Linked DNA regions of Mus musculus: region 1 is linked to region 2. The links are chromatin loops, found by intact Hi-C in ENCODE. Cell type or tissue: left cerebral cortex. All regions are shown on one strand.

The links. A loop is a pair of places that touch in the nucleus more often than their neighbours do. Peaks named below come from ENCODE experiments on the same cell type or tissue, not always from the same donor. Only the 100,000 strongest peaks of a DNase experiment are listed, where the experiment ranks them.
Region 1: it touches region 2 in a loop (3-fold over the local background); 2 of 42 quality-filtered maps call a loop at or near these places.

Annotation. Positions count from the first base shown.
Region 1 is chr10:23,100,094-23,108,093 of GRCm38, forward strand. Eya4 (EYA transcriptional coactivator and phosphatase 4) reads right to left here. Exons shown (of 19, transcript NM_001347372.1): 19 at 2,869-6,195. The coding sequence ends at 6,115. Among named protein-coding and RNA genes, the nearest start is that of Gm24655, 63 kb to the right of the region's middle. In left cerebral cortex, no CTCF peak of the experiment used is centred here; DNase peaks (open chromatin) are centred at 3,174, 3,627 and 4,925.
Region 2 is chr10:24,128,608-24,136,607 of GRCm38, forward strand. It overlaps Gm40614 (predicted gene, 40614), which reads right to left and starts at 3,877. Exons shown (of 2, transcript NR_168522.1): 1 at 3,673-3,877. In left cerebral cortex, a CTCF peak has its summit at 3,034 (motif pointing left); DNase peaks (open chromatin) are centred at 3,034 and 4,731.

The sequences.
Region 1 (8,000 bases), 1.0 Mb before region 2:
TTGTTGGTTTTCCAAATTATCCTGTTGTCAGATTGCCACATACATATATGTTTATACCTGTAGATCTGTGCTGCTCTCAACTGTGTTCAGAGAAGATTATTTTTGCCTTGGACAACAGCTACTGCAAAGTCTCATTAAGTCCAAGTATTGAGAAAGTATCACCATGACCCAAGGATCAGGGAACATGGGGATGGAAAGAGCTAGAAGAGGTGGGATAGTCCTGAGAAAGACTTCTGGATGTGATGTGACCAATATAATCATGAAATCACAGGAGCACAAGACTTACAGGATCAATCTAGCTGAATTTCCATTACATATGGGGTGGGTCTCATGTGGTCCGACCCTTGACTAGAGAGCTATTGGCAGTTGAAGGCTGCTGGGTGAAAGAGTCAGTTTTCTTCAGGTTTGTGGACTCTGGAAGGTTGCCTATTCTTTAGTGAATGCTCCCAAGACCATGCCCTAATTGAACACTGTGCAATAGATGTATGAGAAGGAGAAGTTGGGAGGGAGCAGGTATGTTTCAGGGGTTCCAGGGCAATCGGAGTACGTGAGGAGGAGGGAGACATGATTGGAAATAGATTTGGTATGCATAAAAAGCCTTTTAAAAACTCAATTTAGAATTATGAACCACAGAACTTTCAAAGAAATGTGATTTATGTGTGATTTTTCTGAAGTACTTTAATTCAGCCAAGCACAGTGACTTTGTAAAGTTAATACATTTTTTTTAAGTTAATGTGGTGGTTTCTACCTATAATCCTAGCACTTATGAAGCTGAAACAGGAGGATTGCCAGAAGTTTGGGGCCAACCTGAAACACATAGTTAGTTGTAGGCTAACCTGGTTGACAAGGGAAGACCCTGTCACACACAGGAGAACAAAAACTCCAAGCCATAAACAGAATAAAATACTAAGGAATCAATTTATGGACCATGAGAAGATTTCTTTTTAACCCAGAAGGTAATGCTCAGTTTATATACAACCACTTTTCAAATATATCATTACTTATATCTATTTGTTATTTTCACACAGCAGTAGGTTACCAAGCATTCCAATATGTTGTAGATATATTTTGTCTCAGCCAACTTACCTGCATGCTTTGTCTCCCTCTTGTCTGGTAGTGTCATTAGAAATCATGCTAATTCTAGATGGTGAACATGTACACCTGTGGTTTAGACATACACCCCACAAGCACTTCTTGAGTGCCTACTATGTGACAGTAATCTTCAGACGCAGAGTAGAACAAATCAAGATCTGTAGACTCACAGAGCATATCTAGGAATGGCCAAGTAACACCAAATAAAAGGCAAATAAAATACATATCATATTAGGTAAAGTGAAGGGTTAATGCTATTCAATACAAATGTGGAGACACATCCATTGTTAGAGATTTGAACCTCGTTAACCACAAGAGAGTATTGGGGTGAAAGACCTGAAAGAATGTTAGCACATATGCAGTGGAGATGTCTGGTGAAAATCTTCCAAAGGAGGAAGGGCTGGAGATGTGTCTCTGCAGAAGTTGGTTGTCACTGTGTGCCCCAAAATACAAATATTCAGCAATAAGAAACTGACTGGAGGAGAGTGGAGTGCGAAGATGAACTACTTATAATCACTGGACCATTCATGTAGGTTACATAGGTCATTGTACAATGGTGCTTATGCTGAAGGAGGCTGTCAGGCAGTTGGCGAGACACTTCTGGAAGCCTAGGAGCATGTTCTGATTCAAAGGATTGTTCTGGCTGCCATCATGACAGGTACTCAAGGGGTCTGAGGGCCTAAGCAGGATGCTCAACTAGAGGCAAATGGTGATGCAGGTGGAAAATGACTGTTGCGCCGGAATGGTCATTGTGCAGAGATGCAAGATGGCTGGGTAGCAGCATATTCTCTGCTTTGGGTGCGTTCATTTGAGATCATTCATCCATGCAGGTATACTGAACAGGCAAAGGAGACATACTTGCTTGGAGACCAGGGGATAGGAAATTTAATATATCTCAAAAACTCACCTTTCAGTGGTAATTAGATGTTCAAAACCAGAAAGAAATTGGTCTAGTCAATTAATTTTAAACACATCCAATGTAGTCTGCATATCTCAATGAACTTTTGTATGGTGTAGGGTTTGTTGGAGAATCCTCACCTAATTCCCTCTAAATTTTGTTAATTTGGAGGTTAACAGTTTTCTTTTTTAAAATGTGAATGAGTAAAATCAGTTCTGAAACTTGTCTCTAGTCTTCATGTCAACAATGTCTTTGTGAAGAAATGAATACAATAATGTGATACAAAATACTAAATTCATTTTATAAAAACAAGTTTCTATTCTCTTGGAAGATTCAAATAACAATGAGCCATAGATTATAACAGTTACAACCATGTTCATCTAAAGGGACATTCTATAAATATTCTATTATTTTTGGCAAGACGGTTCAGCAGGTTACAGGACAACCTGGCAAGCTGAGTTGAAACTCACATTGTGAAATGAACTCCCACAAGTTGATGTCTGACTCCACATGTGTATGTGGGACCTGGAAAGTACACACCCTTACACATTCAGACACACAAATATAAATACATATAGTGAATGTCTACAAATTCAAATAGATACTCTGACCATGAACACATTTTGGTTGTATTATGATTGTACATGAATGAATGAATAGTCCTATATGCAGCCCACATCTTCAAAGACCAGCCTTTTTTCTGCATTTATTAGGGACATTTACTGTATTATACTTTAGTTGGTCTTCAATGAAAACGCTTTTGCATAAGAAGATGAAACACTACATTCAGAGACCTAAATAAGAATTCCACATGATTTAGAATCAAGCAATACATGCACGTTAAAATCTCTACAAAATGGATGACTGAAGACAAAGTATACAGTTGCAAAGGTATTTATTGAGAAATAGTAAAGATGTACATATTTTTACAAGCTTTTAATATTAATTTACATTTCTTTAAATTATGTAGGCCCCAATAATCTATACTTTACTAATACATAACAGAAACCTTTGACTTTGACTGTGAGATTCCCTAAAACGCCACCATAGCTGGGAGTCAAAATGCAACTTTGGCTCATGAGGCTTAGGTTTGTGTTGAAAAGAAATACTAAACGCCATATTCACAGAGAATGTAGGCTTGTCACCAACGAGTAGGCTTTACAAAACAAACTTCACAGTAGGGTGTGCTGTTGAAGCTATTTTGATCTTAGCTCGCCAGACAGTTAGTACCTATTTTTGTACACAGACCATATAATCTTAAAATCTTATTTTTACCTCTGAATTGGATTTGCACATTTCTTCGGGGTTTTTAATCATCTTAGATGTATGCTATAATGTTGTAGTTAGGCCACCTAGTTTCTTACTCAAGTGATAGGGTCTTGATATTTTTAAGGTGCAATATAAGGCAGTTATTTTTTTTTCTAATATCATACCAAGCTTGAATAGTAATAGCCCAAACCCCATCTGGTTGGAGAGCAGTTTTCAAACTCATTTATAATAAGGCACGATATTCTACATAAAAATAGAAGGTAGGAACTGCCCGCAGGGCTGGTTTTTTATTTTTATTTTATTTATTTTTTATTGCTGTTTGTCTGATGTGTTTTTAGAAAGATAGAGCATTTTCCTGTCCTAAGGTGGGAAGAGAAGAGTTGTAGTTTGACCCTGCTCAGGTGACATGACTAGGCTGGGCCATGGCTTTCTGGCTGTCACCATTGTTGTGCTGAACAATCTGTTTTCCATCAGCCTCACTTGTAGGTATTACACTGGCTGCCTTCCCTTAACAGATATGCAGGGCCGGAAAAGGGGGATGGATAAACTGGAGCAAGGAGGAGGCCAACAGCCAGTCCTTGGGCATTTGGAAAGAGTGTGCCTCTCTGTCCCTCAAGTGGAGCACTCTAAGAAGCCCTGTTCATCAGATTTCAAGAAGAGTTTTAACTTTTGATGTAGAGACATGAAGTCTATCAATGAAAGAAATTGGCTGTGTGCCAAACTAACTTGGTTTTAGTAGTAGTACTAAATACGAATGAGTTCCAGTAATAAAAAGGAAAATCTTTGACCTTTTAATTACTTTCAAGCTGAAGACCAGAGGAGTATAAAATTTATTATTAATGATATTAGTATTAAAATATTCCAACCATATTTTGCCACCATAGCATTGGGGAAAGGGTAACCAAAAGACACATTTAAAAAGTAAGGACTTAGATAAGGAGTCCCTATCTTATGCAGAATTATCTTCAATCTACCCATTTGTAAACAGGGCCACAGCATTCTCTAAAGAAATACATCCCTCCAGAGTATTCTCTGTGATCTTTGAGCAAAATGTTGGCCTTATTTAAGTTGCAAAAGCCTCAGATGATGACCTCTTATGAAGCAGCCTCAGATGAGATTAAGAGCTGGACTCGTGGGTCCATTTCATGTCATTCAGAATGCAGAGAGATTCAGGCACTCACACCATTAGAATATTTTCCTTCTTGAAGTCTTAAATTTCCACAAGGCAAACCATGTCATAAGAAACGACAGGAGAATCTGTATTGTGTTACCAGTATGGGCTATACACCAACAAGACAAAAAGACAGGCAGACACAATGCAGCCAGGCTCTCCCAGGAATGAATGCAGGCAATTGTTCAGCAACCATACAGGAAGAAACCAATGTATTCCTGTCTGTAACGGGAAGACCCTGGGCTGGTGTGTTCAAGGAGAGCGAATACCCTTTTACTGTTGTGATATGGTGATGTTGTCAACATAGAGCTTGTTTGATAATTAACTTAAGATGATATTATATAAAATATTCATAGATTCTGATTTTTTTCTTGAGAGCTATCTAGTATACCTGCCTTCTATCACTGATGATATTTGCTTTTGCAACAGCATGAAAGACAAATGCAATCTGCTGTGCCTACTCAATGTGTGTTTTAAGCTACATTCATTCCATAGCATGTTCTAAAAATGACTTTGATGATATTTGCTAAATGTGCACCATGATATTGTCCCCTTAGCAACTGGCACATATCCAGTCTTAAACTAAAATTGGGTATGTTGATATGAACATGGCTCTTAATTTCCTCCCAGAAAACTGTAAGAGAGGACACTTGAGAATATATATATATTTCACTCTCTAAATAAAGAACCCATAGTCTCCCAAATCTGCTTATGATTGAGTGTTCAGATAATTGGCATATACTGAATACTGGAATCGTTTAGAACCCAATTAAAATGCAAGCTTTCTTGTATTATTATTGTTACTGGTTTCTCCTTTTAACAAATATTCAGTTTGTTGATGTTTCCACGTTAAACTAATATCTTGAATTTTAAATTTGGTCATGTGAAGAATTATCACAAAGGTTTTTGTTTGCTTGTTTGTTTTGTTTGTTTGATTTTGTATTTCATTAACTACAGAGACTTTAGTCAAAGTTACATTGTAACACACAAATGCTGTCTTGTCTTTAAGGCACAACACATCAGTATGAACATTCTCTTTGCCAAACTTATAAAAGAGACAATATTATATTCCCATTTCCCCAGCCCTTTTCCCACCCTGACAAATAAAAGAAAAATTGCATCCACTTTCAGAGTCAGCTGCTAATAAAGTCACAGTAAATTATTTCCATCAATAATTTACACAAATTATAGGTCTAGATAGGACTGTCGTTATACAGTCTGAGTGCATTCCGATTCAGATTTTCTGGGCTAGGTAGGCTATAAGTCAGATTCAAACCTCAGGGTTGAGAAGAGCTCCCATTTTGAGGAATGTTTTCAACCACCTTGTCAGAGGCAGAGCAGATGCTGTGGCTCGGGAGGGTTCGAGTTCTGTACTAAAGCTGTTAATTCTTGTTAGGACTCACTCGATACATGTCAGCAACTGCCACAGATTTTTGTTATTATTATGTTTTAAACCATGAAAGTATTGTAAAGATAATAAGACCATAGAGCTTCCTTTCTGTAGCACTAAAGTTTAATTCCATTCAGCAACCTGAATTCTTCACTCTGGAGTTTTCATTCCGAGTATGATTTCATCCGTTAAGACCATTAATATGTGTAGAAGAAGCCAGCGGCATTGGATCACACATAAAAATACAGTGTACTTGAAATATAAAAACAATGGATCCCCAGCTAGAGAATACAGTTACAAATACTCTAATTCCAGTGCTTGATGTAGAGCCAAGAGGTCCGAGTGGCTTGATATCCTCCAAAAGGGCATGTTGTGCTGTGTGGTCAAGACAAGGAGAGAGGGGAGAGGTAGAGGGTAGGAATGAAGAATTGGAGACAGATAATAACCATCATTCCATGGAGATAGGAGCACACACCCAGATGTGGTGTTCACCTGTGTTCAAGGGAGGGAGTTTAATAGAGGCCATCTACAGGTGGAAGTCTGGTAGTACCAATGTGGAATATTCCAAGGAATAGAGAAATAGATCTGAACTGGATTTTAATGGTACAACATCCAATATTGAGTTTCCTTGCTAGTTGAATCTCTACTCTGTAAATCAGTGTTACCGAGGTCAACAATGGGGAAGGCAAGTCGGCCTAGAAATCCTGCAAGGCCTGGGAACAACAGCTATCAGTTAGCACCGTACCTTTAAAAGTCAATTTCTTGGTTAAAAATAAGATAAATTTAGGCCACTAACTTCCTAAACCCATAGTGTTTGGCAATTTGAAAGGGAAAGAGAGTGGATTTGTATCTGTGTAAAAAATAACTTGGAACCAGATTAAGGAAAATAAAAATATGAGAATTGATCATATTCTTACTTGCCTCAGATAACTAATAACTTAAGCTAGGAGATGGTTTGGTTTATTTCATGTGTACAAGATGGAGAGGGAGAGGATGCAATCTTAACAGGGATGTGCATACCATTTCCAAGTGGGTAGACAGAATACTAAATGGTATGCTGCCTGTGGCCTTCCAGAGATGTGCTAATATAAACTACAGTTGTGGTACTCAGAGTTTACAGAAAAGATTGATTGGAAGTAATACCTGAGGAAATCTCACTGGAAATAATAATAATGAAAAAAATATACTTCAGTCAATTGCAAAACAATAACATTAATTATTACATTGAACTTAGGACATCTTCTAAGATGTATATAAATAGAATGTAGTCTTGTATGCAGTGGAAACTATATATATGGAAACGATATCTTGTTTTAACATGAAGCTTTATCACTATCATTATTACTATGGAATTCTTTGCTATTCAGCATGGCAGCTACTAACTACATGTGGCTATAAGTATTTAAAATATGTTTAGTCCAATTTAAAATACATTCTGAATTTCAGACTAAGACCAATACAGTAATATAGACATCATGTCAATAATTCTTATATAGACTAGATATTGATATATAATATCCTATACAGATTGAGCCAATTAATAGATATTATTAAAGGTTATTCTATTCTTTTTACTTTTGAATGCGGCTTCTAGAAAATTTAAATTTTACATATACATCTCACCTGGTATATTTTGAGAGGAGAGTGCTGTTATTCCTGTTGCTAAGATTTGATCCTTTTTTGATTTCTCTTTAAATTTCACAAACATGGATTTTAGTTCAATTAGAGCAAAGAACTTTGAGAAGGGTAACGTTTTGCATTTCAGCTCAGATCTATTTGTAACAACAAAACAGTACTCAGAATGCCTACAACATGCGATTACGTCTATGGTCAGAGAAAAGCATGCATTCTGGGTGCTAGGGCAACCAGCCACCTGTGTTTCCAAACAGAATCATAGCCTTTACCCATCACCCAAACTCTACCTACTTAAACAACCATTTGAAAACAGCATTCTATCTGAAATTTTGATCCATTTGGAGTCAAGCTATTTCCCCTGAAGCATGAACTTTAAACCAGAGGACAGGCCCAGAGTTATTCTCAGTGTAGATAACTAGCACAGACTAGGTAAGTCTTAATTCTTAACAAACACACTGTCATTGGCTTGTAAAAGTGAGCTTTATTTGTTCTGCTCTAGTGTTAAATAAATTTCACATAGGCTAAGGAGATTCTAGTGTTTGTTC
Region 2 (8,000 bases):
ATTCTCTACGATCTGGAAAGAGGTAAGCATGCCTGCTCTCTTTCTTGTTCAATATAGGACCCGAAGCTTTAGCTATAGCAATCAGAAAGATATGAATAAATCAAAATAGGAAAGTAGGAAGCCAAACTATCCGTATTTGCAGATGCCATGATTCTACACTTAAAAGACTCTTTAGGATCTACTAGAAAATGTTTTGATTTGATGAACATTTAAAGTTGCGTAATCCAAACTCAAGGAAAACTGGAGGCCCCATATTTGAATTTCCATATTGAAACAAATAATGTGCTCTCAGAGAAAAAGAATTAAGAAAAATATCCCAGCCAGGCGTGGTGGAGCACACCTTTAGTCCCAGCACTCGGGAGGCAGAGGCAGGCAGATTTCTGAGTTCGAGGACAGCCTGGTCTACAAAGTGATTTCCAGGACAGCCAGGGCTACACAGAGAAACCCTGTCTCAAAAAACTAAAAAAAAAAAAAAAAAATTCCTTTATGGTGTTATAAAAAGTTACAAACACATGTAAACAAAAACTTCAAGGCAGTAGAAAAGGAGGTCAAACAAGATAGTAAAGAATATAGGAAGCTTCCACCCTCCTGGACTGGCGGAATTAATCATGTAAAAATTGCTGTAACCGTGTACAGCCTAAACTCATGTGACCATCGTTTATTTGAACTGGCTTAACGCTCATAATGCCCTCAGAATATAAATTGTCTGATACTCAGAATAAAGTTGGCTATTGCATGAGACTTTAGTCCACCTCAGTTTTTGGCTCCATTCTTCCAGGTTCAGGCCACCAACTAGAGCAATAAAAATATATAACCATGAATAACCCAAACAGTCATAAGATGCAAAATCATAGCTAGTGGTAGCATAATACCTGACCTCAAACTATACTCCAAAGCTATAGTGACAAAGACAACCTGGATCCAGCATAAAAATAGACAGGAAGGCTAATGGGACAGAATATAAGACCTGGAAATAAACAGACAAAGTATGGTCACTTAATTTTTGACAAAGGGGTAAAAAACATGCACTAGAAACAAAGCCCCTTCAATAAAGCATGCTTGCAAAATTAGATAGTCACCTGCAGAATAACGGAATTAGACTAATAACTCTCACTTTGTATGAATAAATCAATAAAAAAATGGACCAAAGTCCTTGTAGAAGTGGATGGGGAGGAAGAGGGAGGCGACAAGGGAGGGAAGGACAAGGAGCAGAGGAACGGGAAACTGCAGTCAGGATGTAAAATAAATAAATAAAATAATAAAACAATATTTTAAAATCTTGAAATGCTAAGACTATCAGATAAAAGCCTAAAAAATAGTCTCCAAGGTGCTGGGGAAGGCAAGAATTTTCTGCATAGCATAGGAACTAGCCTAAGTATCAATAGTGAGTCTACATGGAAGCAAGGCATTTCTGCACACACAGCAAAGGAAACAGTCAGCGTCATGCGCAGACAGCCCACGGGAAGGGAGAAAAATCTCTGTATGCTTCACACAGGGACCTCCAAAAGCTGAGGAAATTAAATACCAAGTGATAAGACTGCCGATCAGCAAACCGGCTAGAGTACAGAGCAGACATTTTTCAAAGAAAGACCAAATGGACAAAAGCCGTTTAACAAAATGTTCAACATCTCCAGTCCTTCTTGTCTTTGTTTTTTAAAACTACTTTGAGGTAGATACCACCTCACCCTAGTCAGAATGGCTACCATCAAGAAAACTGGCAATGGAGAAGATGTGGAGAAAGATCTTTATTCCCTGCTGTTGGTAGTTCAAATTAATGTGACCATCATGGATATCAGGGTGGCGGGTCTTCAGAAACTTAAGTCTAAAACTGCTATGGTGGTTTGAATGAGAGCGGCCCCCATAGACTCATAGATTTAAATGTTTGGCCTCCAGCACTATATGAAAGGATTAAGAGGTGTGGCCCAGTTGGAGGAGGTGTGTCACTGAGGGTGGGTTTTGAGGTTTAAAAAAAAAAACCAAGCCAGCACCGTGTCTGCATACGCACTGCCGTGTTCCCACCATCAGGACAATGGACTGAACCTCTGAAACTGTCACAAACCTCAGTTAAATGACCCCCCTTTGTAAGAGTTCCTGTGGCTGTGGATTCTCTTCACAGCAACACAACAATGACTACAACCCCTACCACATGACCCAGTGATTCCACTCCATATCCTACACAGAGACATTTTTGCACATCCGAGTAGAATTCTGTTCTGTGTACTATAGCAAGGAAACGTTAACAACTTAGATGCCTGTCAACAAATGGATGGATAAAGAAACCCTAGTACATATATAAAATGGAATATTATTCATCTATGAAGAAGAATGAGATCAGAATTTCCCAGGAAACTGAACTCAGAATGAATACTATTCCGGGGGTGGGGGGCGGGGGGGCGGTACACACAACTTCAGAAAGAGAAAACGTGCTTGCTTATTCTCTCTCACATGCAGATTCCAGCATATAGCATAGACATGTATTTATGGAAACATTTAAGTGTAAGCATAGCATAATATTTACAATGGAGACCCCAAAAGGGTCCTCTTAGGTGACAGGGCAGGACAGAAAGCAGGCAAAAGGACACAGAAGCTGTGAAAAGGGAACAAAAAACTACTTGGTTTTCTAATTTCAACTCTGGAGTGTTTGTTCTTGTTTTTATTTTTGTTTTATTTTTTATAATTGATAATTAATGTGTAAAACCCCAAGGGAAGACCCACGGCTTCAGAATGACCATTCTAACCATGCAGTGTCATATTTTTATTTGAGTTTGTTGCAGTATGATTTTCACTAAGAAAGAAAGAAAGAAAGAAGATGTTTTCTAAAAGACAATAAAACAAAACCATGTATCCAGGCACTATTGTTTCATTCCTGAGGGAACTCCTCTAATAACTTAGAAATAATGTACATAACGACAGTATGAACTAAGTTTGAGAACAATAGCTAAAAGTGGATTAGGACATGAGTCTTTTTTAAAGGCTGTTTCAAGCTTATTGCATACATAAGGACCTCTACTTCTGCTGTAATTTGCTGCCCCCTAGTGGTCAATTTGAACAACCGTAAACTGATCAAAAGGAACCGAAAGCAAGAGAAACCTGGGCTATTTCTTTCAAAGGTACGAAAACTTTGGCTCTAACAAGATGGACTCCAGGGTGAGAACAGACAAGATCTCAAGAAGAAGCCATATTGGGTCCTGAATTCCGGGAACAGCTCCCCCCCACCCCCACCCCCACCCCACCCCCAGTGTTACTCCTGTCTAGTTTTACGTCCCAATTCCTGATTGCCCATGGATTTGTGTGTTAAACTACAGTAATTGTAACCATACCTCTGGGCACCATTAAAAAAAAAAATCTTTAAAAGAAATTAGACCTCTCCTCCACCCTGATCCTGCAACAAAACACTTTGAAAATGTGCCAGAATAAATAACACTTAAAAATATTAGTGGACTCTAGAATCATGTCATTGAACTCGAAACGACTCTCCCTTCACCTGCTGTGACTAGCTGTCCTGAGCTAAAGCATCTGCAGGCCAGTCGCCAGCTAAAGTGTACCAGCCCACAGCTCCAAGGTCCTCTCTCTGCCAAAAAAAAATCATAATCATAATGTCTTCATAAAAATGAGCTAAGAGTTTGAAACTCTTCTCTTCATCAGAATCACATTAGTCTTCACTAAGGGTACCTGCTTCAGATCTCCTGGTGTTCTGCAGACATTTCCCTCTTGAATCTAAACTGGATCCTGAGTAAGCTTTTCTCAACAGCTTTTCCATGGGATCCTGACACGGTTTTAAAGGAGAAGTCTCAACAAGGACTTAGGAAAGTCAGGTAACATCCACTGAGACAAGCTTGCTAAGCACTTTAGAGGCCAGGCGTCCTTCCGCGCAGGTGCTAAGAATGCAGGGAGCAGCTGAATAAGTTCAGAGTCTACTTAGGGAGGGGCCAAGTAAACAATAGTTTCCTTCAGGCTAGAGAGCAGCAAGGGCACCCGGGAGCTGGAGAGACTGGCCTTGGGGAGAGCCTGGTTGAAGACATTGGGGGTTTTTTGTTTTGTTTTTGTCTTGATTTTGTTTTTGTTTTTTGAGTGCCTCCTATCAAAGAGGCTCCTGAGTAAACTGTAAGAAATGGCATTCCTCTTCCAATCTGTGTGACCCCGCACCTTTAAAAGGCTAAATGTGAACTTATATTTGCTTGGTTGTTTGGAGGATTTTCACTGTCGCTGGATGGTTAGTCACAGACTTTACCGAGTTTGTAACTGTTATCAGAGCTGACTCTGTAATGCTGCTCACAAACTTTTTGCTAGTCAACGTGGGACTATAAGAGTCCAAATGGAGAACTGTGTTTGGTAATGTGAGGGGGCTGTGAGAGCCACAAATGGAAACAGAGTATTTAAAAGGGAAAAGTGATGGAAAGACAAAGAAAGGGCCGCAAGGAACAAGAGAAAGTATGTTTCTAAATGGCTACCTCCTTGTTTGGGTATTCTGCTGCTGCCGCCAGATATTTGTTCTCTCTCTCTCTCTCTCTCTCTCTCTCTCTCTCTCTCTCTCTCTCTCTCTCTCTCTCTCTCTCTCTCTCCCTCCCTCCCTCCCTCCCTCCCTCCCTCCCTCCCTCCCTCCCTCCCTCCTTCCCCTCCCCTCTCTCTCATCTCCTCACTTCTCACTTCTTTCTTCCTCCTCTCCCTCCCCACTCCCTCCTGCAGTATCTGTCACTTCCCCATTCTCTTTCTGAGTCTGTCCACTTCCTGTGGTCCTTCCGGAAGCAACACTCACACCCACACGCAGTGCCATACCTTGCCTATCACTCTAGAAAGCAGGAAGTTTTAAGAAAAACTGGAGCCAACTGGTCATGAGCAGAAATATCCAAGTGCAGTTTCAATTGGCTATCTCCTAACCTTTAAATTGAGGGTTAGCTTACTATCACAGGCAGTCCTCCATGTTAAAAAAAATATTTAAGACTTAAATAATAAACTCAAGGGGGACCTGGGAAAGCTCTTTTTGTTAAGAGGACCCAAACTGGGTTTCCATGACCACCCTAGTAGCTCCCGTTCCAGAAGATCTGATGTCTGCTTCTGGCCTTAGCAGTCTCTGCACACATTTAGCATACAGACATACATGCAGAAAAGAGCACACTATACATAAACAAAAATAGATAACATTGGAAAAACATTAATGAACATAGAATAATTTCACTGCACCTCATTCAATTTCTGTGACCAGAGAGTGATTCTCTCAGGACCACGTCATCCTGAGCCATTTCCAGGACACCATTCTCTCAGAGTCTACATGGTTCATTTGCTTTCAAATAAACAGACTTGTTCTTCCTCATGTATCTCACTTAAAGGGAAAAAAATTCAGAAGCAAATAGAAAAAAAAATTAACCATAAGGATGTTTATAAGTATATTCTTCCAGATTTTGACTCCCTGCCTGAGTGTGTGTATGTGTGTGTGTGTGTGTGTGTGTGTCTGTGTGTCTGTATGTCCATGCTTTATAAAATAAAATCATAACACACTGATAATATTAGTTATTTTCTTGAATTTATACTGGTGATCATCACAGAGAACCTTTGAAATATCTTTGTCTCTATTTCCTGGGTGAGGAAACAGGAGTTTGAGAGATTAAGTATATTAGCCAAGCCTCCTTTTTGTGAATTCCAGAGCTGTTTGAACGGGCCCTCTGGCTCAGTGAGCACTCTGTTATCTACAGTCTTGTGTGTTTATCTGTGCCCCTGGCTAGGTGTCTTAAATATGTAAAAAACGCCCTTTAAAATCCCCTTGGGCAGGCTTCTACACTCTTCACAAATGTCCTGAGGTTTATTTTGTTTTACTTTTTAACTTTTATTTGTTTGGGGGAGGGGGGCATCTGCACCTTGACGTTTGTGTGGCGGTCAGAGGACAATGTTATGGACAAAGTTCTCTCCTATGGTGTGAGTGCTGGAAGTCAAAGTTAAAGAGCCAGACGTGGTGGAAGGAGTTCCTTACTACCAAGCCATCCCTCAGGTCCTGTTGGGTTTTTAAAGTATGTGACACGTCCTTTCAGCGTGCTTTTCCAACTGGGGCTGGGCAGAGGACTTGGTTGACTACGGCTATAGCTTCCATACACTTGCAGAAAGGCTACACTTACCACAGGGCTACAGTACTGTACACAGCTGGTCCCCAGTACCCAGACCTGTCAATACAAATCGCATGCTTTATCATGTGGCTGTTTTTGGGCTATTTCACCTGGGCCCCCTGGCCCCTCAAAACAGTAGTGTTTAGGAACCTCTGTCCTGTTCTATTCTGTGTTCTAGAAAAGACAGCCCCTACACGGCTGAGACAATGTTCTCCATCTTTTCCTGTATTACACTTGGTACAAAGAAAGTGCCTCACCCTGACCCCCAACCCCTGCGCACACCATTTATAGTTAGCTCAACTTCAACTTCAGCTCTCCACTGACCAACAAGAACAAAACTTGTATTAATGAACCTCAGTGGGGACTTTGTTCTCCAAGTCCTAAATTTCAGTCTAGTGGCCTGTGCCAGCTAACAGAGCTTTCTGAGAACAAGAAGGCCTGGGGTTAGGCATTATCTGATCAGTTACTCCCATTCATCCCATTTCTCCACACCCAGTCTTCTCTGGCCCCGTTTCTATACAAGGAAACTCCTTTGTGTGAGAATCAGGGCTCAAGATTTTGAAAACCAAGAAACTTCCTACTTGCAATAGTCCCTACCCTGCTGTGATAACTTCTTTTTGTTTGTTTTTATTTTATTTAAAAGTTATTTTGTTTTTTTAATTTGATATTTTATTTGTTTACATTTCAAATTTTATCCCCTTTCTGAATTTCCCCTCTGCAAACCCCCTATCCCATCCCCCCCCCTTACCCTGCTTCTATGAGGGTGCTCCCCCACCCACGTACCCACTCCACCCTCACTACCCTAGCATTCCTCTACACTGGGGCATCAAGCCTTCACAGGACCAAGGGCCTCCCCTTCCATTGATGCCAGATAAGGCCCCTTTAGCTCCTTCAGTCCTTCCCCTAACTCCTCCCCTGGGGTCCCTGTGCTCAGTCCAATGGTTGGCTGCAAGCATCTGTACCTGTATTGATCAGGATCTGACAGAGCCTCTCAGGAGACAGCTGTATCAGGCTTCTGTCAGCAAGCACTTCTTGGCATCAGCAGTAGTGTCTGGGTTTGGTGTCTGCAAGTGGGATAGATCCCCAGTCTCTGGATGGCCTTTCCTTCAGTCTCTGCTTCATTCTTTGTCCATGTATTTCCTTTAGACAAGAGCAATTCTAGGTTAAAATTTTGGAGATGGGTGGGTGGTCCCATCCCTCAAGTGGGGGTAGGCTGGGGAGGGGGAGGGCATGTCTAATCTCTGGATATGATCTCAACAGGTTCTCCCTCCCCTTTGTGGGGTATTTCAGCTAAAGTCATCTCCATGGGGTCCTGGGAGGCTCTTGCTTTCCTGGCATCTGGGACTTTCTGGTTGCTACCCCCAGTTCCCCATCCCCCATTGCTATACACCTCTGTTCAATTTCCTGACCCTTCTCCATGTACATCTCCTCCATGTCCTCCGATACCTGATTATTCTCCTCTTTTCCCCTCCCCCTCCTCCTTTCCTCCCAAGTCTCTCCCACCCTCTACTTCCTTTGATTATATTGTTCCCCATACTAATAGAACTGAAGTATCCAATTTTTCGTCTTCCTTCCTCTTGAGCTTCATGCGGTCCATGAGTTTTATCATGGGTATTCCATGCTATTTGCCTAATATCCACTTATCAGTGAGTACATACCATGTGTGTTCTTTTGTGACTGAGTTACTTCACTCAGAATGATATTTTCTAGATCCATTCATTTGCCTGCGAATTTTGTGAAGTCATCATTTTTAATAGCTGAGTATACTCCATTGTAAGTGTACCACATTTTCTCTACCAGTTCCTCTGGTGAGGGACATCTGGGTTGTTTCCAGCGTCTGGCTATTATAAATATGGCTGCTATGAACATAGTGGAGTATGTGTCCTTATTACATGTTGGAGCATC